Linked DNA regions of Homo sapiens: region 2 is linked to region 1. Evidence: read pairs that join two places in POLR2A ChIA-PET (ENCODE). Cell type or tissue: Caco-2. All regions are shown on one strand. Links, peaks and the distances in the headings refer to the core of each region. The heading gives the core; the rest is flanking DNA. Region 1 overlaps SAP30-DT (SAP30 divergent transcript). Region 2 overlaps HAND2-AS1 (HAND2 antisense RNA 1).

Region 1 (12,834 bases), core at 2,756-10,755:
TTAAACAATATTTTTGTAAGTCATGGTAAACTGGCCAGGTGCAATAGTTCACACCTGTAATCTCAGCATTTTGGGAGGCCAAGACAGGAAGATTGCTTGAGCTAAAGAGTTCCAGACCGGCCTGGGCAACATAGTGAGACTTCCTTTCTACTGAAAAAAAAAAAAAAAATTTAGCCAGGCTTGGTGATGCGTGCCTGCAGTCTGTACTACTGAGGCTGAGGGCAGGAGGATTGCTTGAGCACAGGAGACAGGGGCTGCAGTGAGCTATGACTGAGCCACTGCACTCCAGCCTGGGCTACAGAGTGAGACTCTGTCTCAAAAATAATAATTAGAAGAAGCAGCAGCAAAATGTCCACAAGAAAGTTACTTAGTTCTAAAAGCCTCTACTACAATTAGAAAAAAAAATGACAAGTTGTAAAAATCATGTTTTAAAATACATTGGAGATCTGTTGAAGCAATCAAAAAATAACTCAAATTAAAATTCCAGACCGGAAAGAGACCTTCCTAGGTATGCTGATGAGTTTTGAAAACATTCTGTAGATTTTAGGCATGGAACTGAAGTCAGTCTAACTTGGCTTAGGCTTCTAGAAGGACTTTGACTAAATGAAAGAGACTCCAGCAAGCATTTGTCAGTTGTATTGGTGGGGGTTAGCACAATCAGTTGGAAACTAAAGGACTCTGAAATATCCGTACTGGCCTATTTTCCACAGATTAGCTGAATGCCGAGGTGGTATGGGAGACTAGAGAGTTGTGCCAGAAGCTTCTAAAAGACAAAGCTAAATGTCCCAGGGTTTCACAGTGTTTAGTGGACAAAAGTCTAGCTGGAGGGAGGGGTCTGCCACAAACTCATCATTGTCTTTTCCTGAAGACATTTGACATTTTTTGAAACTGTTTAGGCAGGAATGTAGAGACACAAGTTCAAACCCTCCAAAGAGCAGAAATGAATTTTTCATAGTCTTTCAGGGCTAAGGAGACAGAGACTGTCAATCCCTTAATCAAAAGACTGTGTGATAATGTCTTAATGTATGAGCAAAAGAAATAAGCCACAGATGGAAGGGTCTTACTAAAACTTTGCAGCCTAGCCTGGACACAGCTCAATCTCTAATTGGATTGAGATAATCAATCCTTTAACTTTCTCCCTGTTAGCAATAGGTAGAATATTGCAAAGGTCAAACCATCTCTAATAGAAGATATCATCTGGACCACAGCATAATAAAAAGTATTGAAAACTAACAACAGAAAATCTTAAAAGGAACCAGAGGAAAAAGGAAAAATAAATTCAAAACAGCAACAGTTAAGTCTAAATGCTGATTCTTCAACAGAACTAGGGAAACCAGAATCCTATTGAATGACATCTTTAGATCGCTGAAGGAAAAAAAAAAAATTGCTAACCTCAAGTTCCATATCCAGGGAAAAAGCTTTCAAGAATTACAGCAAAATAAAGATGTTTCTTGACAAACAGAAGTTGAGAGAATTCCCTGCCAGGAATCCTACTTAAGGAAAATAATCTCAAATCCTTAGAAGGAGGAAAAAAGCATAATCAAGGGTAATTATGTAAATTTTAAAAGAGTATTACCTTCTTAAAACAGCAATAATAATGTCTTGTGGATTTTTATAAACTGGACAAGTAGAATCTATGACAACGATGGCAAAAAAGGTAGGAAGAATAAGTAGATTTAAATTGACACCATAAGAGTCTCTGCAGTTCTTTTTTTTTTTTTCTTTGAGACAGAGTCTCATTCTGTCACCCAGGATGTGCAGTGGCGCAATCTTGGCTCACTGTAACCTCTGTCTCCCAGGTTCAAGCAATTCTCCTGCCTCAGCCTCCCAAGTAGCTGGGACTTCAGGCACGTGCCACTGCGCCCTGCTAATTTTTGTATTTTTAGTACAGACGGGGTTTCACCATGTTGGCCAGGATGGTCTCGATCTCTTGACCTCATGATCCACTTGCCTCAGTCTCCCAAAGTGCTGGGATTACAGGTGTGAGCCACCGCGCCCAGCCTGTAGTTCTTGAATTGTAATAGAAATGTTCATTTGGCCCATATTCAGATGAATATCTGTCACTTTCATATTAGGAAATCATCCTTTTGTAAATTTTTGAGACTGACTCTCACTTTGTTGCCCAGGCTGGAGTGCAGTGGCACAATCTCAGCTCACTGCAGCCTCCGCCTCCCAGGTTCAAGTGATTCTCCTTCCTCAGCCTCCCAAGCAGCTGGGATTACAGGCATGCGCCACAATGCCCGGCTGATTTTTGTATTTTTGGTAAAGTGGGGTTTCACCATGTTGGCCAGGCTGACCTCAAGTGATTCACCTGCCTTGGCCTCCCAAAGTGCTAGGATTACGAGTGTGAGCCATCATGCCCTGCTGAAAATAACTTTTTATCTGCTTTTGTGTAGGTGATATATTAATACTATATTGACCTTATATCAACTCAATGATTGATAACGACTTAAAACTGCAAATTCTTGTGTAAATACTCTTATAAATATAAAGGTGGCATATTTACAACTTTGTCCTCTAAATCGTGTTGTTACTGTGCTTAGTATTTTGACTGTATTTAAAAATATATTCACAAACTATGAAATTTTCAGATATACTTTTCAAAATATACATCTAATTTTAAAGCCTGGAATTCTAATTAGACTGAAAAAATGCACTTACGCATAATTGAGGATTATGCATCCTTCACCCTATTCGGGCCACTCCTGGAGTCAGGGTAGTAGAGCACAGCATTGCAGAGGCCGGAGCCAGAAGAAAAGCAAAAATGCCTTCCATCCTCTTGGCCTTGAATCTCCCATTAACAGAACTGAACCGGAAAGAAATTGGCAAGTGAATCTGGGAAATGATATTTAGAATTCCAGTACTCTGTAATATAGAGAGAGTAAAAGAATGAGAATGGAACTGACAGACAACAGAAATATAACCAGCACAGTCAAACAACTGGCAAGTGGCAGAGTTTATATCTCAAGCAGTCTAGCTCCTGAGTCCATGCACTTAACTACTACAGTATGCAGTGACACTATGATATGCTATAGCAACATTATTTCATACATTTTAAAATTAATGGCTGATGATGAATGCAAGTTGGCAGGAAAGAAATTGTAGGAATTGGATTCATTAAATATTCCAGAAAGATTAAGTTTCTACGTTGTGCCGGACACTACTCGAAATAGAATGATGCAAAACCAAAATGAAACAAGGATGAAGGAAGAGAGTTCCTTTCTCAGTATTTCAGACTGGACAAAATTTCCCTGTGAAGGATTCCAACTGGCTTGATTTGAATCGTGTGCCCCCCTCATTAAGCCAGGCACTTTCAGGGCAGGTATTAGGGGAAATAACCTAGTGGAAATGCTCAATAGAAACCTGAGACAAGGATTTTGTTGCAAATAGTTTATCTAAGAGATGCAGGAAACACCAGTAGGAGGTGGGGAAGCGAGACAAAGAAGGGAAAACAGTCAATAAAGGGTGCGGTATCAAGCCAGATACCACTTATAATGACTGGAGCATAATCCCATGAGAAAACTCTGGGAAAACACAGGCCTCAAAGTTATCCCATCTGAAGGCCAAGTGAGCTGGGGTATCTATATAACAAATCTTTCCAGTCACTTGGTGAAGGCTGCTAGAGTGGGAGTTTGTTAATTCCCAGGCATTTCCAAATTGCCCTGATCACATAGGGACAGAGCTGCCTTCCACAGCTTTGGAGAAAGCCCTCAGGTCAAGAAATCAATGTTGAAGTGGTAATGGCCAGAGAGACAAGAGCAGGGTCTGTCTCAACTTCTTCATCAGGTAAAAATTTTATCTGCCTAATGCATGGAGTTATAAATTTCAAAAGAAAGAACGCCTATGAGAGAGTGTTATAAAATATAAAATGTAATACCAAAAATTATTGTTTAGGAGTTTCTTGAAGGCAGGAGGTGCATATCATGTTTTTACATCTCTCCTAAGGCCTAGTACAGTGCTATGCATATGCATAGGCTCAAATATTTATTGGATGAATTTTTCAATGTAATGATTATTAAATATTCATTAAATATTTTCTAGGTTAATAGGTGTTTTTAAACTTATAATTCATATCAATAACTCATTACTGTTAACTTCTAAAAACCTTTATGTTTGAAAACTATAAAGTAGCATGGTCTTGTTCTATACCTTTGTCTAAAATTCTTAAATCTAGGTTGTTGTTCAGAACTCTGTTAATTACCCAAAACCCATTTTCTCCTTTCTTCTTACTTTAAAAAATATCTTGATTATAAAAAAGGTAATGATAAATTATTGCGGGTTCAAACCAATCATGAGAAAGCTATTCTCAGTAGCATAAGAGAAAGGCAAGAAAATTGTAGACATCAACCCGGACATTATTGAACTACTGAACCATTACCAGTAACCATCTTCTCTCAGTCTTCTTATATGTCAGAAAAATAAACTCATAATAATACTGTTAGATAGATATTCTATTATATGCAGCCATTGGCTAATAACTTTTTTAATAGCATTTTTTTCTTCTTTTGCGTAGCAAGCCCAAGACAAGTCATTTATTTCTGGACTAGATTATTTCATTATAGTAACTCATCAGAAAACTGAGATAAGCAGTAAGTATTTGGCCATTCACATTTTAACTATTTTGGATTCCCCTCTAACTAAAGAAAGATCACGGTTTTTTCCTACAGCTCTCTACCTGTGCTGGCTCCATCAATATTCAGTTTGACATTTTGACACATATCTAAAGAAGCTCAAGAGGGCTCTATCACCAAGAAAGCTGTAGTGAGATGATAGTCTTTCAGATACAAGTTAAAGTCGCTTGTCCAGTTATGTATGTGATCTTCTGCAGAGCCACTTTGCTTACTCAAAAAAACACATCTCCTGTTCTCTCACCAGAATATATTTTGAAACCATCCACTTATCTCCATCTCTACTATCATCACACAAGCTCAAGCCACAATAGACTCTGAACTGGTCTACCTGATTCCAGGGACTTTTGACTTTAACATTGGATCCTCCACAGAATAGCCAGAGTGATCTCAAAACATGAAACAGGTTAATCCACTTTCCAGCATAAAATCTTTCAATGGCCTCCAATTCCACATAAAATGTAATACATTATCATTGCATACAATGCCCTGCATAGCCTGCCCTCTTCCTATCTCTTTGACTGCATCCCCTACCACTTTCACTCTCACTCCCTATACTATAGCTATATAGAACTATTTTTTAGTTTGTCAAACACCAAAATATTTTTTGCCTCAAGACTTTGGCACATACTATTGCTTCTGTGTTTAATGCTCTTATCTTCTCTCTCATCGTGGCTGGCTCTTTCACTTCAGGTTTAAGCTTAAATATAAAGTTACTATCCAACTTCCTCTTTTATCACCGGTTATAACATTCATCACTATCTGTAATTATATATATATTTGTTAGCCTATTAGTTTAGTATCTGTAACCTTGCCTAGACCTCCAGAGGGTAGAGACATGCTCCTTTTCTTCTCCCTTAATAAAGCATTTGGTACATAAATCCCTGTAAGTTTGAATCAGAATGAATGAACGAATTAATGAAAGGCAGTGATTTTATTTGAAAGCAGTCTTCAGATTCCAAGCTGGCCTTTTTTCTTTTTTTCTGTCTTTCCATGTAACAGAGTGATGTATGATTGCAGCTTTCATCACTTTGGTGACCTAGATACTCAGATATTTTTATGATCCCCTCAAAATTAGTTCTAAATAGATTTTTACTGCATTCCTAGGATGACAGAAAATGGGAAAAATATCTAAGGAATTTTCCTTGACACCAAAATAAGTCAGAGGGTGGGGGCGGAGGATGAGGATTGGTAGGGATACCAATCATCAGCTAGACTCAGGCATGGTAATTTGAGTGGTAAGTAAACCTGGGAAGCAAATTAGCCATGAAAACAAATGCCCAAAGCAGAAGTTTGAATTGTAATCTTTACCTATAGGCCCACAAAAAGGAAAGGAAACCAAACTGGATACTACATTAAGCTGGGACTCCTTAAAGAAACTAAAATGGTAGCATACTTTGTCTCTTGGCAGAAACAGATGGAAATCCTTACTGAGGGAAAGCATCTTACTTTAGAAATATCACAGATTGATGGAATAAATATAAGTACAAAATTAGAGATGACCAGGCACGTGAAGAAGCAAGCCACCATTGAACACCCAAGGAATTCAGATATTTACAATTGTTAGATTCAGAATACAAACATTTTTAATAAGAAAAAGGATGAAATTAGAAAGATGAGGAAGCAACAGGTATCTATCAGGAATGACAAAAAAGTTCTGAAAACAACCAAATGGATCTTTGAGAAAGAAAAAAACATAGTTGTTGAAATTTTAATGAATGAGCTACACAGATGAGATAAAGCTAAAAATAAAATTAACATATTTTGCTGAAGAAATTAGACTGAATCACAGAAGAATGAGATGAACAATATTTTAAAAATAAAACAGAAACATTGGAAATAGAATAATGTTTATCAATATTGCAATATGTTTAATTAGTCCTAGAAAAAGGAAATAGAGAAAAGCACAAAGTGGCACTATTTTAGTATTTTTGATGCATTTTTTTCACAGTGAATGATATGAATTCAAATTTAGGAAGCATAAAGTAACCCAAGTAGCTTAATAAAAAGAAATCCACAATAACTTCAAGGTGAACTTGCAGATGTCAAATATATATGTGTGTATGTATATATATATATATATATATATATATATATATGTTTTTTTTCTTGAGAAAAAGTCTTGCTCTGTCGCCCAGACGGTAATGCAGTGGCACCATCTTGGCTCACTGCAACCTCTCCCTCCTGAGCTCAAGTGATTTCTTGTGCCTCAGCCTCCAGAGTAGCTGGGGTTACAGGTGTGCACCACCACACCCAACTAATTTTTGTATTTTTAGTAGAGATGGGGTTTCACCATGTTGGCCAGGCTGGTCTCAAACTCCTGACCTCAGGTGATCTGCCCGCTTAGGCCTCCCAAAGTGCTGGGATTGCAGGTGTGAGCCACCATGCCCAGCCCAAAAAATAATTTTAAAAGAGCCACAATGCCCAGCCCAAAAAATAATTTTAAAAGAAGCAAGAGAGAAAAGAAAGCTCACCTACAAAGGAAAACAGTTATACTGATGGCAGACTTCTCAGCAGCAACAGTGGAAGCTGGAAAACAGTGGAAAAATACCTATAATATAAAGTGCTGAGAGAAAATAACTGCCATTCTTGAACTGCAAGACTATGAGCAGGCCAGGTGTGGTGGCTCAGGTCTGTAATCCCAGCAATCTGGGAGGCTGAGGTGGGAGGACTGCTTGAGGCCAGGGGTTCAAGACCAGCCTGGGAAACATAATGGGGCACTCATCTCTACAAAAAATACAAATGTCAGCTGGGCATGATGGAAGGCACCTGTAGTCTCATCTACTCATGACACTGAGGCAGAAGGGTCATTTGAGCCCAGGAGATTGAGGCTGCAGTGAGCTACGATCTCATCCCACTGCACTCCAGCCTGAGCAATAGAGCAAGACCTTGTCTCAGAAAAGCTATGTGGGCAAATAAAAATTTTAAGGAAAATTGAGAGACTATCAACATACTAGCCCTAAAGGGACTACTAAATTATGTACTTCAGGAAGAAGGAAAATAATCCTAGAAAGACAGTATGAATAAAAGGAAGAGTGAGCATTATTTTTTAAAAAGGTAAACAGAGCTGCTGGTATAAGAAAAGGAAGGTAGATAAGTAGAAAACAGAAGCACAGAGAAATGGGAAAGTGCAAACTACAAAAAAGACCATCAGAAATAAATGCAACAGTGTGATTTCTTACATTCATGTAACTCCAGTCATAGAAAGTAAAGAGAGAAAATAGGGGAAAGGTATATTTGAAGATATAATAGCCAAGATTTATCTACAACTGATAAAAGACAGTTATTGTAATAAAGAAGTGTATAAACTAAACCTAAGTCTCACACCTTACACAAAAATTAACTCAAAATAGATAATAGTCTTAAATGTAAAATGTAAAACTACAAGACTTTTAGACAAAACATAGGAGAAAATCTTTGGGATACAAGCATAAAGAAAGAGTTCTTAGACTTAACATACGGCAATAGCATGATCTATGTAAGGAAAAACTGAACTTTATCTAAACTAATACATTTTCCTCTGTGAAAAGCATTAGGAGTAGTAAAAGGCAAATTACAGACTAGAAGAAAATACTTGCAAACCACATATCTGACAAGGAACTAATATCTGTAATATATAAAGAACTCTCAAAACTCAATAAAAGTCCAATTAGAAAATAAAAAAAAGACATGAACAAAAACTTACCATAGATGGTTTACAGATGGCACATAAGCAAATGAGATATTCAACATCATTAGCAATTAGGAAAATGCAAATTAAAACACAATGCCATATCACCATACACCTATCAGATTGGATAAAATAAAAATAGTGACAACACCAAATACTGGCAAGGATGCAGAGAAGCTGGATCACTCATGCATTGCTGCTGGGAATGTAGAATGATACAGCCACTGTGGAAAATAGTTTGCAATTTCTTAAAAACCTAAACATGAAACTGCCCCACAGCCCAGCAATTGTACTCTTGGAAATTTACCTCAGAAAAATGAAGGACTTTCTCCAAAGGTAAGTAGGGAGAAAAAAAGAAAGAAAAATACAGACTTACATTTTCACAAAAACCTATACATTAATGTTTATAGCAGCTTTATTCATAATATCCCCAAACTAGAAACAACCCAGATGTCCTTCACTGGGTGAATGGCTAAACAAACTGTTCTAAATCCATACCATACTACTCAGCAATAAAAAGGAACAAATTACTGATACATGCAACAGCCTGGATGAATCTTCAGGGAGTTACATTGAGTGGGGGAAAAAAAAATTCCAGGCCAGGCACAGTGGCTTATGCCTGTAACCCAACACTTTGGGAGGCTGAGGCGGGCAAATCATGAGGTCAGGAGATCAAGACCATCCTGGCCAACATGGTGAGACCCCATCTCTACTAAAAATACAAAAATTAGCTGGGTGTGGTGGTGCACATCTGTAGTCCCAGCTACTCTGGAGGCTGAGGCAGGATAATTGCTTCAACACGGGAGGTGGAGACTGCAGTGACCTGAGATCGCACCACTGCACTCGAGCCTGGCGACAGAGCGAGACTCCGTCTCAAAAAAGAAAAAAAATTCCAAAGGTTACATACTATATAAGCCCATGCCTTTTTGTATATTTTGTCTTGAAATGACAAAATTATAGAAATAAAGAACAGCTTAGTGGTTGCCAGGTGTTCAGAAGGCAGTGGGGACGGGAGGGAGTGGGTGAGGCAATAAAAGGGCAATTTGAGGGATCCTTGTGGTGATGGAAATGTTCTGTATCTTGACTGTATCAATGTCAATTCCTGGTTATGATACTGTACTACAGTTTTGCAAAATATTGTCATTGGAGAAAATGGGGTAAAGACACAGTGTCTCTCTGTAATGCTTCTTACAACTGTATGACAATATGCAATTAAGAGTAAAAGTTTAATTTTAAAAACTATAATAACAAGCTACTGGAGGGGGGCATTGAAAGATAAAAATAATTTGTTAAAGTGGGAAAGAAGAAAATGAAATAGGACAAATAGAACAAATATAAAATAAATGTAATGTGGTAGTTTTAACTTCGAATATATTGAGTAAGTATACCAAGACCAAGATTGTCAGACTGGTTACAAAATCAAAAACCCAATCATATGCTGTTTAAAGAGATATGCCATAAAAATGGCACAGAGGTGAAAGAAAAAGGATGGAAAAAAGTTTATCATAAAAACACTAACCAGAGACAGCTGATATGACTTCTCTAATAGCAGACAAAGTCAAATTTGTTTCGATAATACTACTAAAAACAAAAAGAATATTTCATAAAAGACTCAACAAATCAAGATAACTAGAAATCCTACCACCTATTGGGAAGCTGAAATGGGAGGATTGGTTGAGTCTAGGAGTTTTTAACCAGCCTGAGCAACATAGTAAGATCCCCTCATCAAAAATGAACAAACAAAAAAAGAGAAATATCATAGTCAATCCAATTGAAAATTCAGATGAAACAGACAAATTTCTTGAAAACACATTCTGTATTAGTTCGTTCTTGCATTGCTATAAAGAAATACCTAAGACTGGGATATTTATAAAGAGAAGAGGTTTAGTTGGCTCATGGTTCTGCAGGCTGTACAGGAAGCGTAGTGGCTTCTACTTCTGGGGAGGCCTCAGGAAGCTTCCAATCATAGTGGAAGGAAAAGCCGGAGCAGTTGTCTTATGTGGCAGGAACAGAAGCGAGAGAGAGAGGGAAAGGGGAAGCGTTACACACTTTTAAACAACCAGATCTTGTGAGAAGTCACTGTCATGAGAACAGCCAGGGGACGGTGCTAAACCATTCATAAGAAACTGCCCTTATGATCCAGTCACCTCCCACCAGGCCCCACCTCCAACAATGGGGATTACAATTCAACATGGGAATTGGGGAGGGACACAGATCCAAACCATATCAACATCTTAATGAAACTGACAGATAAAGAAATAGAAAACCTGAATGTTCCTCTGTCTATTAGCAAATTGAGTTTGTATGTAGCCTTCCCACAAATAAAATTCTCAGCATGTTTTGCTTCACTTACAAGTTCTATCAAATGAGCTGAGCATGTTGGCTCACATCTGTAAATCCCAGCACTTTGGGAGGCCAAGGCGGGTGGATCACTTGAGGTCAGGAGCTCGAGACCAGCCTGGCCAACATGGCAAAACCCCATCTCTACTGTTAATAAAAATACAAAAATTAGCCAGGCGTGCTGGTGTATACCTGTAATCCCGCCTACTCTGGAGGCTGGGGTAGAAGGATTGCTGGAACCAAGAGGTGGAGGTTGCAGTGAGCCAAGATGGTGCCACTGCTCTCCAGCCTGGGAGACAGAGCAAGATTTTGTCTGAAAAAAAAAAATAAATTCTATCACATATTTGGAAAGTTCACAAACTCTTCAATACAAAATAGGAAATACAAAAGAGGAAATATTTGAACTTGTTTTATGAAGTAAGCAAAACCTTGGTAACTAGAGTTGCCCAGTTAAATTCGAACTTCAGATAAATAATGAATAATTGTTAGTATAAAATATTTCACAAGATATAGTAAAAATTATTCATTATTTATCTTTAAATTCAAATTTAACTGGGTTTCCCATATTGTTATTTGCTAAATCTAACAACTGTGTTGGCAACAATACTTGACAAATACTTTACAAGAAAAGTAAATTACAGGCAGGTCTCTGTTACGAATATACATACAACAATCTTGAACAAATTATTGATAAATTAAATCCAGCAAGTTTCAAAAACGATGATATTATGGCCCATTTGGCATTCTTCCAGAAATGCAAGATTAACATTCAAAAATTAATAAAAAGGCCAGGCATGGTGGCTCACACCTGTAATCCCAGCACTTTGAGAGGCCGAGATAGGTGGATCATTTGAGATCAGAAGTTTGAAACCAGCCTGGCCAACATGGTGAAACCACGTCTCTAGTAAAAATAAAAAAATTAGCCTGGCATGGTGGGATGTGCCTGTAGTCCCAGCTACTTGGGAAACTGAGGCAGGAGAATTGCTTTAACCAGGGAGGCAGAGTTTGCAGTGAGCTTAAATCATGCCACTGCACTCCAGCCTGGGTGACAGAGGGAGACTCCATCTCAAAAAAATAATAAAATAAAATAAAATAAAAAATAAATATCAACGTTATTTTCTGTATTAATGGAATGAAAAAAAAAATCATCCAATCATCCCAAGATGCAGAAACATTTGATAAAGTTAAACCCCTATTTATAATTTTTAAAACTTTTAGCAAAGTAGTAAAAGGGACCATCAATAATTTGATAAAAGATATATGCAAAAGCCCTACAGCAAACATTGTATTTAAAGTGAAATGTGGAAGTAAGTTTTCTCCTGAGATTGGGATTAGGACAAGGAGATTCACCATCACATTCCTATTCAAACTTGTATTGATGTATTGATGGTTCCCTCCAGTGTAATAAAGCCCTTCTTTCCCCCCAAAGTATAAAAATCAGAAAGAAAAAAAATGTAATATGTAAAATAATGGCATATGTAAAATATAAAGTAAAATAAAAAACATTGTTTAAAAACTCCAAATTGCTGGGTAGATTGGATGCAATCCTAACATAATTTTCAGCAGGTTTTTAAGGAATGTGGCTGATTCTAAAATTTGTGTATAAATGCACTGGGCCAAGAAAAGCCAATAATCTTGAAGAGCAACTAAGTTGGAAGACCAGACATCAAATGTTGGATATCAAGATTATCATAAAATGGCAACAGTTAAGCTGTGTGATATTGGTGAGACAACAGGCATACAGACCAAGGGAACAGAAAAGACACACATAGAAAGTCACCGGATTTATGACAAAAGTCTTAGTACAGTATAGTTGGGAAAGGATGATATTTTTAAATAAATGGTGCTAGGTTAATTGGAAATCCACACAGAAAAATTTGAATTGAATGGCTACTTCACAACATATACAAATAACAGTTCTAGGTAGATGCTAGTCCTAAATGTAAAAGACAAACACTGAAGTTTCTAGAGGATAACAGAGGAGAATATCTTCAGTATCTTTCCAGGAGATAAAATTTTCTTAAACAGGACACAGAAAGCACTAAGCAAAAGGAAAAATGTTGACGAATTAGACTTTATTAAAACTAAGACCTTCTGTTCATCAAAGGACATGATTATGGATGTGCAGAGGCCAACCCCAGGGTGGGTGAAGATATTTGCAATACATCTATCCAATAAAGATCTCATACCCAGAAA
Region 2 (12,834 bases), core at 1,602-9,601, 200 kb after region 1:
GCTGTCTTTAGAGCTCCCAAAAGATATGAGAAGATGGTTCTAGTGATGACAACCCACTGTTCTGTCAGTGGAAATCTAGTTTTATGCCATCTTCATCATTCGTGGTGTAGTCTATCGGTGCCTGACACAAACGTCTAGAGTGGGGAAAATAACACCTTAAAGAAATAGAATATCTTAGGTCCATGATTTGCCTGCTGTGTTTATTATGTACCCCAGCAGTAAAATATTTTAAGTATATTTATTTGCAAATCATACATCTGTACATCTTTACTGATATGTACATGATAAACCTGTGCAAAAAATAACCTAAAAAGGGGTAAGATTAAAATGAAGAATTAGACAAAAGGTTTAAATGTTTTAAGGTAAGATTCAGCATCATCAACAGTGGGTATAAATCCATACTTCAAATAGCCTTGGTGGTTTAAAAATCCTCTGGTTGATTTACCTTTGGATTCATATCATCAGTGTTTCCGTCTTGTTTTGTGGCTGAGAAGAGGAGGAGCAGTGTCAGTTCTGCCATTTTCCTGTCAATGGTTTATGTCTGCCTTCTTGGAATCATATTTAATGAAAGGTTCTTTGCAGGAATATTTTTAAACCCCTTGTTCATTTGGTGAAGATTAGTTTAGTTAAAACTGGATTATATAATATATTTCAATCTAACTGAGCCAGACAAATTGTAACACATTTCAGGCCATGTGTGCTTCTAAGAGGGCCACTGTTAACCCCTCTGTGGTCAAGAGCTCCCCCTTCCCTGAGGTTACCTTGTGTGCTCAAGGCAGCTGAGTAACATAAGAAGAAGCAAGGGTGTTGATGCCAATGGTTACCCTATTAGTGAACTCATTTCTGATTGTTTGTATGAAAACAAATATGATTTCTGTTATAATCTTCTGACACCCCATTCCTTGGGGCACCACTGTCCTAGACTCTGAAATCACTGTGGTTCCTGCCATTTCTTGACCTTGACATTCTGTGACAGAATGAAGGAGACCTTAGGTTCAGTGGACTTCATTTTCTATAACTAGCTTTACTCTATTGATCACATAGTGGTATAGCTCTTCAGTGTTTGCAAATCAATGTTCACATATTTCTGTCATTTGAACTCAGCATCTTTATAGGGCAGGTAGAGAAGGTCTGATTCTGTCCATTGTAAAGATGGAAGAGATGAAACCACCAGTGTTGCTGACTGCAGATGGAAGATAATTGCGTAAGTTCACACAGCGGTAGACCTGGGTTTGAATTTGTTTTTGAAAGCAATATCATCCTGATTCTTTTCTATCATGTTAACACAATTTTTAAATGATATTCATATTCATCTGAATGGAGTAGAGACAGACAGTTATATAGTAGTTGCAAGTTTAGCTTTTAAAGAAACTGCCAAACTGTCTTCCAGAGGCTGTACTATTTTACATTCCCATTAGCAGTATAGGAGTGATCCTTTTTCTCCACATACTTGCCAACATTTCTTGTTGTTCTTATTAAAACCAAACAAGTGGTGCTGGGAATGCATTAAGAGAAAACATATATATTATTAATAGAATAAATAATAATCAATAGATAATGTGCAGGAAGGGGATTTGCATTTACGAAACATCTATTGTATCCTATGTTCTTTACACATATTATCCCTTTAATATAGTTCTATACTTGCAGGGACAGGTTTTGCATGTAAAGAAATTGAGGTTCAGAGATGTTAAATAATTTGTCTAAAGTACACAGCATTTAAATTGTAGAGTTTAAACCAAAGGGATCTGGTATTAAAAAATTCCAGGTAATGTTAAAATAAAACAATGCATTAAATTTGAAAGTCTTTCTGTTACTTTTTGTTCCAAATTGGATCTCTGTCTTTGGCTAAAAATCAACCATGACAACAAGAAATGTTGGCAAGTATGTGGAGAAACAGGATCACTCCTATACTGCTAATGGGAATGTAAAATAGTACAGCCTCTGGAAGACAGTTTGGCAGTTTCTTTAAAAGCTAAACTTGCAACTACTATATAACTCAGTTATTGTACTCGTCAGCATTTATCTCAGATAAATGAAGACTTAAGTTCACACAGAAATATGTGCATGAATGCTTACAGCAGCTTTAATAACAGTGAAAAACTGGAAACATCTCAAATATCCTTCAATGGAAAGACAAACTTAACCATTCTGTTAACAGTTAAGCATGTATGGTTAATCGTGGCACATGGAATACTACTTGGCAATAAAAAGGAACACATTGTTGATAAGTGCAACAGCCTGAATGGATCTCCAGGGAATTATGCTGGGTGAAAAAATCCAAACCCAAAAGGTAACACACTGTATGGCTCCATTTATATAGAATTCTTGAAATGACAAAATTATAGAAATGGAGAAAAGAAAAGTGCTTATCAGGGGTTAAGGAGCAGTGGGGTGGAAGAGAGGTGAGTGTGGCCATAAAAAGGCAACAAAATGGATGCTTATGATAATGGAAATTTTCTGTATCAATGTCAGTATCCTTGTTGTGATATTGTACTGTGTTTTTGTAAGATGTTACTATTGGGAGAGACTGGGTAAAGCGTGCATGGGATCTCTATTATTTCTTACAACTGCATGAGGATCTACAATTTTCTCAAAATAAAAAGCTTAATAAAAATGCCTACTGATCTTCAGGAAGTTCAGTTCCCTGTTTTCCATAACTGATCTGAAAATAGGGGAAGGACAATTGAGAATTTAGGAGTTGTAAACTCTGAGGCTGATTTTCAGCGAACTACTCAAATTATTCTGATTTTTCCCCTTGATTCTTATTATGGATTGTAGGACATTCTTCCTACTATTTTGGAGAAGAAAAAATGCCACCTCTCTATCATAGGACTTCTGTTTTACATATGATTTAAAAATCTATTAGCTGACTAATTTACACACTAGAAGATGAAACTTGGTTACATTAGATTCCATTGCCACAATTTATTTTAAAAATCAGAGTTCTCATCTTTCTTGTTTCTTCTTCCTGCCTTACTTTATTTTCTTTTTTCCTTATTCTATTTGAACCCATATTTTCCTATATTGTACTGTTTAGTCTAAAAACTAGTAAGCATGCATATTGTTGATTAAATTAGCAATTGACGCTCTTAAAATGAGAACTATAAAGACTCTTGAGCTTCCACACATTATGCTATGCTTGCCATATGCTTGGGTGTTCTTATTTTCGGAGAGAAGTAATGGAGATTATAAATGTTATTTTTAAAATTTACTGGTGATTTGTTGAGAAGATAAAGTAACAACACTATTACAGAGGGTTGCTCTTGATCTCCCAGGCCACCAGTGCAGTCACCGAGCCCTCTGCAAACACCTGATAATGCTGAAGAGTGTGTTAGTCATTGTAGAGGAGCTGCTGTCATGACAAATAGGGGTTAAATTGTGAGAATTTCAGGATATATTTTGGGGAAGGATTAAATAAATCAGGGGACTTGCTGACAGCAAATAGTATCTTTGATTTGAAACACAGAATCAGAGAATTGAGATGAATCCCAGGTGGTGGTTGGGAGTTTGAAAAAGTCCCAGTGAGTTGGCTGACTAAGTGTAGACTTCATTTCAACATCATTAAATAGTCTTTAAGTGGTGACTTAATAATTGTTGCCCCAAGAAAAGATTTTGCTAAATACAGAGGTGGAATTAAGTATATTAATCCAAGAAACATTTTATTTAAATGATTTTCCTAACAGTAAGGTTGGAAGGCCCTAGAACTGCTTCTAGGAGCTTGAAGTGCATTTAATAGTTAACTGTCAGAATGAAAAATGAAATTTTAAATTTCAACAATGCAATTAAGTTCTTATTTTCTTATGATAGTGAATAATAAATTTCATTCAAGGACGCCATTGGCAGATGTTGAAAAGAACCATTTTCACTCCACTAGCTTGCAGTGGACTAAGAGGTAGCAGGAAGGGAGATTGGTACTACAGATCCTGAAAAAACAAAACAACACAAAACAAAATCCACACCACAAATGGACACTTCCAGATGCTTACCAACAGGAAGTGCCTTGGAGGACAAGGGCTGTGAGACAGGTGAACTCTAGGGAACAAGAATTCCTAGTTCCATGTCTGTTTACAAGAATTTGTCATGACTGGTTCACCTCACTTTATAGTTTCCTCAGACCAAAGAGACAAAGAAAAAGCAAAAAACAAAAACAACAAAAATTCTGAAACGAATGGACAATACAACCAAAACTTTAATATGAACCAAAACAAAAATTGGGCTGATTTTATGAGGTTGACTTAAAGTCAGGAAAAGAATGATAAACTTTTGAGAGGAAGAAAGAAATCATCAAAGCCACGAGGAGCTCAAAGTGGTGTTTAATAGCAGCTATCACATTGCGCCCGAGCCTTGACCACTTCTGACGCAGCTGTTTCGTTTTAAGATGTTCCCATTCCTGTTCCACTCACACAGTCCTCCACAGTGACCTGAGTGCACGCACCCAAGCCGGCAGGCCACTCTAGAAAACCGTAAACCCCTCAGAGAGTCACTGCAGGAATAGGGGAAATGGAAGTGATGAAATTCAATATAGCATTTAGCTGAATCATCATCTGAGGTTAAGCCCAGTGAACAATTAGCAGTATCGGGAGTCTCCTCGTACCTGTCAAAATCGCACCGACGGGATTTTGTGCAAAGTATGTATGTGTGTGGAAGTTGTTTTTTATGTTTAATAGCAATGGACCTGGGGTAGTAATTTAGATACAACTTTTTAAAAAAAATACTAAAGGGCAAGTGTGGTGAGAAGCTTCTTACTCAGGAGGATCTTTTCAAACATTGCAAAACATCAGGCCTTGAAATAATTCATTTTATTAAGTAGCGCACTCTTGTCTTTTCATTCACAAAAGGAGGATGATTTATTATACAGATAAATGCTTGCATAGGATGATGAACACCTGTAGGAATGCATGATATTCTGGAAGTTGATCAAGGTCCACTGTACACCAGTAATTAGAGGTCATGATGATGATAATAATAATAATAATAATTAATAATGGCACATACTATGTGTCAGCTCCTGTTCTAACTTCGTTTCTCATATTAACTTATTTATTTTTCATGATTAGCCACTAAGATACAATTATTATCCCTGTTTTGTAGACAAGGAACTGAGTGAAGCTCAAAGAAGTAACTAGGATCACACTGTCACACAGGCAGGAATGAAACCCATGCAGATTGGCTCCTTAGTGTGCTCTCTGATCTATTATCATTCATCACATATTTACTGAGCATCTAGTATATGAAAGGTATTAGGCTTTATGCAGGCAATACTTTAGCGAAGCCAGGGAGATGTCTCTGCCTTCTTTGAGCTTATAGCTTGGTGGGCAAAAAGCTAATGGTTTAACTGTATAAAAAACTTGATGTTGTGAAATGATATATGCCAATGTTTGCATGGTATGATGATTTTGATTAAGCACCATAATAAAAATAGGGAGCCTGGGTCTCACACAGCCTTGATTGTCTTCTTCCTTCTGCTCCCCAGTGGAGTGCGTAGGAAGGTCACACCCTCAATGTCAGGCTCCTTCACTGTTCTCAGTGAGTGTCTCAGGTTGTAGGCTACATGAGCAGGTTTGCACCTGGATATGATTGTGGCAGTAACAATAGATGTGACTATACACAGTGGCAGTGGCAGTAGGGGTGGGAGTTGGGTGATGGGATGATCTTAGAATGCAGTGTTGGTATTAACTCAGTTTTGTTTTGTTTTGATGTACAGCCAGCCATACGACTCTGGAATATGACTCTGGGTTTACCAACTTGGGGATGGCCCGGGGATTTAGGAGATGGCCCCAATGGCTCTCCTCTTTTTTAGAAAGGACTGTTCAAGTTCCTTTTTTTTTTCTTTTTAAACAGGATCTCGTTTTGTCACCCAGATCGGGGGCAGTGGTGTAATCTCAGCTCACTTGAACCTTTGCCTCCCTGGCTCAAGTGATCCTCCTGCCTCAGGTGTGAGCCACCATGCCAGGCTAATTTTTGTATTTTTTGCAGAGACGGGGTTTCACCATGTTGCCCAGGCTGGTCTTAAGCTCCTGAGCTCAAGTGATCCATGTTTCTGCCTCCCAAAGTGCTGAGATTACGGTTTGAGCCACCACATCTGGTTTAAGCTATTTCTTCTAAAGATATAGTCACATCTATTATCTTTGACCCCTGCCTAAGCAATTCTGTTCAGATCTTAAGACTATTTCTTCCCGGGATTCAAACTCAGAGTTAAGTAGAGTCAACTATATGAGGTATATGTGAGGTTAATTTTTGAAACTTTTATTTTTAATTTCATCTGGGATCTCCTCTAGGGAAGACCACTTTATGATTATGGGTTGCATTCCCAAGTTCAGTTGATTGAATTTATTCATACATTATTTAATAAATGTTTATTGAGACTGAAAATAAACTTGAAATCCTAGAATTCATTGGTTGTCTTAAAAATTCTAAATATGAAATGCTAACTTTAGCTTCATGAGTATTTAGAATAGAAAATAAATAATTCAAAAATTGTTCAGGAAAAAAATCCATGATTTATTCTACTCTGGAGGAGCATATTCAATTTAAAACATACCGATTCGTATAAACTTATTGGTAATGAGGCGATATACTTTTTATGAGAACATATCAAACCATAGACATTGAGATCCAGCATCTCCTGAGTGAGTAAAATGTCAGGGTTTTATTGATACTAATGATAATGGGAGTGACATATGTGCATAGAGTAAGTCCATGGTTGAAAGCCTGGCTGATTAGGCGCTGCGTTCTGTGGTTTTTGCCACTTGTGTGTGATTAAACCCTGCAGAATAGAGTCTGTTGCCATGTATTTGGTTCGTGAAGAAAACTAGTAAAGTGATATTGAATGAATGATTCAGTTTCTCAAAAGGGTAGACTATTGGCCTAACACCTTCCTAACTTGGAGCTGTCAACGTGTTTAGTTTGGTTCTAATGGGAGCTAGGCTGGAGAAGAGAAAAGTTTTGTGAGAAAGGTTATGTGATATTAATAAGAACCACATTCCGTTTGATGTTTTCTCAAATGATTTTTTTTATCTTCCTAAGAAATTGAATGATTCAAAAATAATAAATCTTCCTTTTCTATGGCCCACAAATGATCAACATTTTGGATGATCAAAACAATTTTGTCTTTAAGATATCACAACTTCTAGTGCCTCTTTATTTGCCAGTGCTGATTTACAGCAGAAAGTATCACTTCATATTTTTTCCAAGCATCAAAGTCATGTGTTTTACAAATATTCACAAGTGCTTAAAATCCATGAACCTCTCTCTGTATTCCTATTTTTTTATTCTTCTATAAGTATGTATTTAAATTGGTTAAACAGATGGCTTTCTACTTTTGAAAAAAAAAAACCCACTAAGAATATTCACCTCAAGATGGAGAACTCATAGGTTAAATTTCATTCTGGAATGCACGTTTACAACCAGGTAATTAACCTTTGAAAATGAGGGTACTCGAAGGAAACAAGGAAAATCTTAACAAGATGATCTCACTAACGCTGGTGTGTTAGACTTCTCAGAAGTAGAGATGCCCCAGAAGTTTAACAATGAAAAACTTTAAAATATTTTTAAAAACATAGTTAATCTTTGTAGCTTTCCAGTTTTCGTCCTTTATTACGATAACCTTAGGAGGTAAACGCTTCAAGGGGTGTATCCTTATAATCATAGGAATTGGTACACAGATTTTGGTGGAAAGATGGAGGTGTCAACATTAACCAGTCAACATATATTTGTTGACTGCCTACCACATGCACAAGTCTCTTCCATGCTTGCGAAGAGATACAGTGATGTGCAATGTGTAGAATCTGCCCTTCATGAGCTTTTGATTTAGTTAGTCTGAGAAGGAATAGATCAGTGAAAAGTTAAAAGGAATAATAGATGGAGTGTTGAGGCAGTCCATGATTGTTATCTGAGACATTGAGTTTACAATGCTAAGTTAAAAGAATGAGAGATCACTATGGGATAGAATGGACAGGAAGAGTTCCTCTCCTTGAAGCTTGCATTAAGCCATAAAAGACAAAGCAATTTTGGAAATGCAGAATTTGGAGATATGAAGAAAGAATAATTCCCAGAAAGGGAGAAGAGTTTTGGAGCCAGACAGATCTGGGTTCAAATCTTGGTTCTCTTGTTCTCTAGCTGTGTAATCTTGGGAAGTTACTTAGCTTTTATGGACATCTTCTATAAAAAGGATATGATAGCGACTATTTTGTTAATTTTTTAGGATTAATTGAGATAATATATATAAAGTGTTTTAAGCACTTGATAAAAGGTAATCCTCTCAGTTGGAGAGAACATCCTAAACAAGTCTGGAGGAAGGAGACAGCCAGCCATGTTCATGGGACAAAAAGAAGACTATTATGAGTGGAGGGAAAGATTAAGAGAAGTAGAGTGAGATCACATGGAAAGATAAATTAGGATTAGCTTCAGCCATTCACTTGTTTCTTCATTTAATACTTTATTGCACTCTTTATGTGGGAAGCTCTCTCATGTGGGAAACCCTCTGCTCGGCATGGATATGCAGAGACAAAGAAAACTTAGCCTTGGATTTCTCTTGAATGTCAGGTTAAGGAGTTGGAACTTCATGCTGAGGAGAATTATATCTTTCAAAAGTGGAGGAGCTTGAAAGTAGCATTTTTGGATAGTTAACATGGAATGTGATTCTTGTGACCCAAGATATGCATTAAGTTACCATCTCCTAGTGGTTGATGGTTAATGTTGTGCCTGGAGATGTGACCCAGATTCTCTTGTAGGTCATTCCTGACAGAGGGTCCATTCCAATGAGTGAGGAGGAGGAGCTTCTGGGCTGAACTTAATCTCATCTCCTGAAATAAAGCAATGACATTGAAATTTTTCATATTGCACTTGTGTTTACATTTCTCATCTAATCTGAGATATTCCACGTTTGGTGAGTCTTGCTTTGGGCCTGCAGTCTTGGTGACCCTTATTAGTTGCACTGGAATAGCTGTCTATTCAGGGAGAAGTAGAATCCTGGGAATCTGGTCTTCAGTGACTTTCTCCATGATCATGAATTTCATGAGAGGAGGTCCCCTTCCTGTTAGTAGATCTCTATAGCAAGAGGTTCTGAGGCACACAAGCACACTGGATACTCACCTACAGTTCTAGTTTAACTGATGGAACATAGGTATTTCTTTCATGAAACTTTGCCTGGATAAACAGCTTCTGTATCTTCTAGTGACAAAATTTTGCCTCCTGTTTTCCCCTCTAGCTCTAGTCTTAATCTCTACTTCCTTGTTCAGTCCAAGGCTCAGGAGAACCCAGATCATATAAGATATGGAACCTATTGCTTCCTAGGATGTCCTTGTACACAGTGACTAACTGCTAATTTCAAGGATCAATTTCTTTCTGGAGTTAGAATCATATTATATTATGTTTCAGAACTGAAATAAAATTCTTTTAAGGTGATTATATTTTGGCTCTCAGCTTGGAAGATGCCACTGGGGCATGGCATACAAGACACATAACTTATAGGAGGACCTCCTTTAATGCCCAAGTGCCAGCTTCATGCTTGTTGTTATATATCATTTTATTCCTGGCTTTGATGCCCACACACAGACATATATCCACACAAAGTTCAATCTATATATTTTTTGTAGCTGTTTAGCTCAGGTGATTAGGGCATTGAGCTAATGAGAACAAGGTCACAGTTTCAGTCTTTGTGTGGGCCAGCAAGGTTTGCTTTGTTCAGAGGCCACAGACCTGGTCCAGCCAGCTGTCCAGCACATGTCTGCCCCAAGTCATGAGAGGACGGGGCAGGAGTGTGTGGATGGACAAGAGCAAATCCATCACCACCCTTAGAAAAAGTCAAGTCAAGCACGTGTCCTACTAATGGGGGTCAATAATGTCTCATTTAAATGGGGCTGACATTTTATTACCTCTTGCTGAGAGGGTCTTTTGAGCACCAAATTTAAACATTGTCGCTTTTTTGTGTGAATTTATTTCTAATAAATGGAAGGTTGTACAAGACCTTAGATGATTACAGGTTTCCAAATACAGATTAATGACTTCAATATTTAAGAAGTTGATGTGATATTAAAAAAGAAAGTTCAGTATGGCTATTCAGTTATCTTCCCTTATTAAAATCTGTTTTGGCTAATGAAATAAAAAGTTCATAAGTTCTTCCGAGAGTAAGTGAGAATCATTGCCTTCATTCAAGAATGAAAACATTATTATTAAACTCATTGATAATGAGACCATTAAAAGTTAGCATGAAGCAGGTACAATACAATTCTTTATTATTGAAGTCTTCAGATATTACCCAGCCTACACATCCCACCTTTCATTTTTAGGCAAACAAATTCCCCAAACTATATTTTTTTTAAATTTAGCATTAGGTCTTGTTAGGCTTCAAATGGGATCAAAACCAATCCTTTCCAAAGTGTTCTACCCCAGCTGTTTCCCTCACCTGGGTGGTAGTGAGTATAAAGGCATTTGATACAGAAGGGGGTGGTGGGGCAGAGAACAGAAAGGAAACTTGGTGAGAGAATGATGAAGAATGATATATTAGAGATTCTTTTAAAATTCATTCATTAAACAAATGTAGCATAATGGAAATGTCTATTAAATTTTTTGGCATAGGTAATGCACTTGCAAGGGTAAAAACAGAAATATGAGATGGTATTTTATGAAAAGTTTTGCTCACCCCGCATCCATCATGAACCCAATTCTACTGCCCTTGTATAGCCATTTTTATTAGTTTCTTGTGTACTCTTTCAGAATTTCTTTATGCCAATATATCTTAAACTCTTTCCTTTTTTTCATACAAAAATTAACACCCTATCAATTTTGTTCCTGGCAGGGTGAGGTGGCTCACACCTGTAATCCTAGCACTTTGGGAGGCCCATGCGGGAGAATTACTTGAGCCCAGGAGTTTGAGACCAGCCTGGGCAGCTTAGGGAAACCCTGTCTTTATAAAAAAATAAAAAATTAGCCAAGCATGGTTGGTGTGTGCCTGTAGTCTCAGATAACTCAGGAGGCTGAGGCAGGAGGATCACTTGCACCAGAAGGTTGAGGCTGCAGTGAGCCATGATTGCACCATTGCACTGCAGTCTGGGTGACAGAGAAAAACTCTGTCTCAAAAAAAAGGTCTTGAGCTTGCTTTTTCTACTTAACAATATGTTTTGTAAATCTTTCTGTATACGCAAAGTAGCCTCATTTTTCATAGTTGTATATCATTCTATTGATGTGCCACACTTTATTTATCTACCCCCCTATTGATGGACCTTCATATAGTTTCTAATATTTTCTATTACAGACAACAATGTATTGAATTACTTTGGAATGCATTAGGTAGAAAGCATTCTTCTTTCTTTAAACATTTGCGTAGCATTCCACTGAATGGCTATATCATAACTTATTTCTCTAGCCCCCTATTGATCGTCATTGAGTTTCCAATCTTTTATTTTTAAAGACAATGTCATAATGAATAACTTTATACATGTATTATCTTATATATGTGGAATTAAATTTACCATGTCTAGATAATTTTATTTGAATGCAATTAAGTATGATATCAAAAATTATAAAATCAAAACTGCAGTGAGAATTCATCTTACCCCATGTAAAATGACTCTTATCCAAAAGAGAGGTGATCATGAATGCTGATGAGAATGTGGAGAAAGGGGAACCTTCATACACTGTTGGTGGGAATGTAAATTAGTACAGCACTATGGAGAACAGTAGAGATTCCTCAAAAAACTAAAAATAGAACTACCATACAATCTATCAATCCCACTGCTGGGTATATATCCAAAAGAAAAGAAATCAGTATATTGAAGAGATATCTGCACTCTCATGTTTATTACAACACTATTCACAGTAGCCAAGACATGGAAGCAACCTAACTGTCCATCAACAGATGAGTGGGTAAGGAAAATATGGTACATATACACAGTAGAATATTATTCAGTCATAAAAAAGAATAAAATATTAGTTGGGCATGGTAGCATGCACCTGTAGTCCCAGCAACCAGGGAGGCCTAGGTGGGAGGATTGCTTCAGTCCAGGGAAGTCGAGGCTGCAGTGAGCCCTGATCACACCACTGCACTCCAGCCTGGGCAATATAGCGAGACCCTGTCTCCAAAAGAAAAAAAAAAAGAATACAGAATGAAATTCTGTCATTTGCAACAACATGGATAAAACTGGAGGACATTATGTTAGGTGAAATAAGCCAGGTACCGAACGACATATTTCACATGTTCCCACTCATATGTGGGAGCTAAAAATTAAAACAATTGAACTCATGGGGAGAGTAGCATGATCATTACCAGAGGCTGGGAAGGGTAGTGGGAGGAAGGAATAAAGTAGGGATGGTCAGTGGATACAAAAACACAGTTAGAAGGAATAAGATCTAGTGTTCTGTAGCACAACAGGGTGACTATAGTTAACAATAACTTATTGTATATTTTAAAATAACGAAAAGAGTGGAATTGGAATGTCCCTGGCACAAAGAAATGATAAATGCTTGAGGCAGTGAACACCCTAATTATCCTAATTTGATCGTTACACATTGTATGCCTTCATGAAAACATCACATGTGCCCCATAAATGTATACTGTTATCATGTACCCATCATAATTTTAAAAAATAGAAAAGAATTATCACAATTATTTTAAATGAAGAAGCACTAAGTAGGAAATAAGGTACAATTTAATTCAGAATAGCTTTCCTTAGTAGTGTTCAACCTACTGTACACATCAACAACACGCCCTTGCAGTTAACATTGTTGCTGGATGTTTACTGTTATGTGTGACCAGCTGACATGTCCCTCTAAAGAAAGAGGATTTAAATAAGTCATGTATGAAAGACTGGGTAAAGGTGAGACACTGTAAGA

Evidence for each region. ChIA-PET counts read pairs that join two places held together with the same protein. Peaks named below come from ENCODE experiments on the same cell type or tissue, not always from the same donor. Only the 100,000 strongest peaks of a DNase experiment are listed, where the experiment ranks them.
Region 2: POLR2A ChIA-PET joins it to region 1 with 6 read pairs; 5 of 35 experiments call an interaction of 5 or more read pairs at or near these places.

The regions. Positions count from the first base shown.
Region 1 is chr4:173,340,536-173,353,369 of GRCh38, forward strand. It overlaps SAP30-DT (SAP30 divergent transcript), which reads right to left. Exons shown (of 4, transcript NR_183973.1): 3 at 10,831-10,951; 4 at 8,696-10,292. Among named protein-coding and RNA genes, the nearest start is that of HMGB2, 13 kb to the left of the region's middle. In Caco-2, for the core only: no CTCF peak of the experiment used is centred there; a DNase peak (open chromatin) is centred at 5,796.
Region 2 is chr4:173,543,622-173,556,455 of GRCh38, forward strand. The region is part of intron 2 of HAND2-AS1 (HAND2 antisense RNA 1); the gene reads left to right. Among named protein-coding and RNA genes, the nearest start is that of HAND2-AS1, 20 kb to the left of the region's middle. In Caco-2, for the core only: no CTCF peak of the experiment used is centred there; no DNase peak of the experiment used is centred there.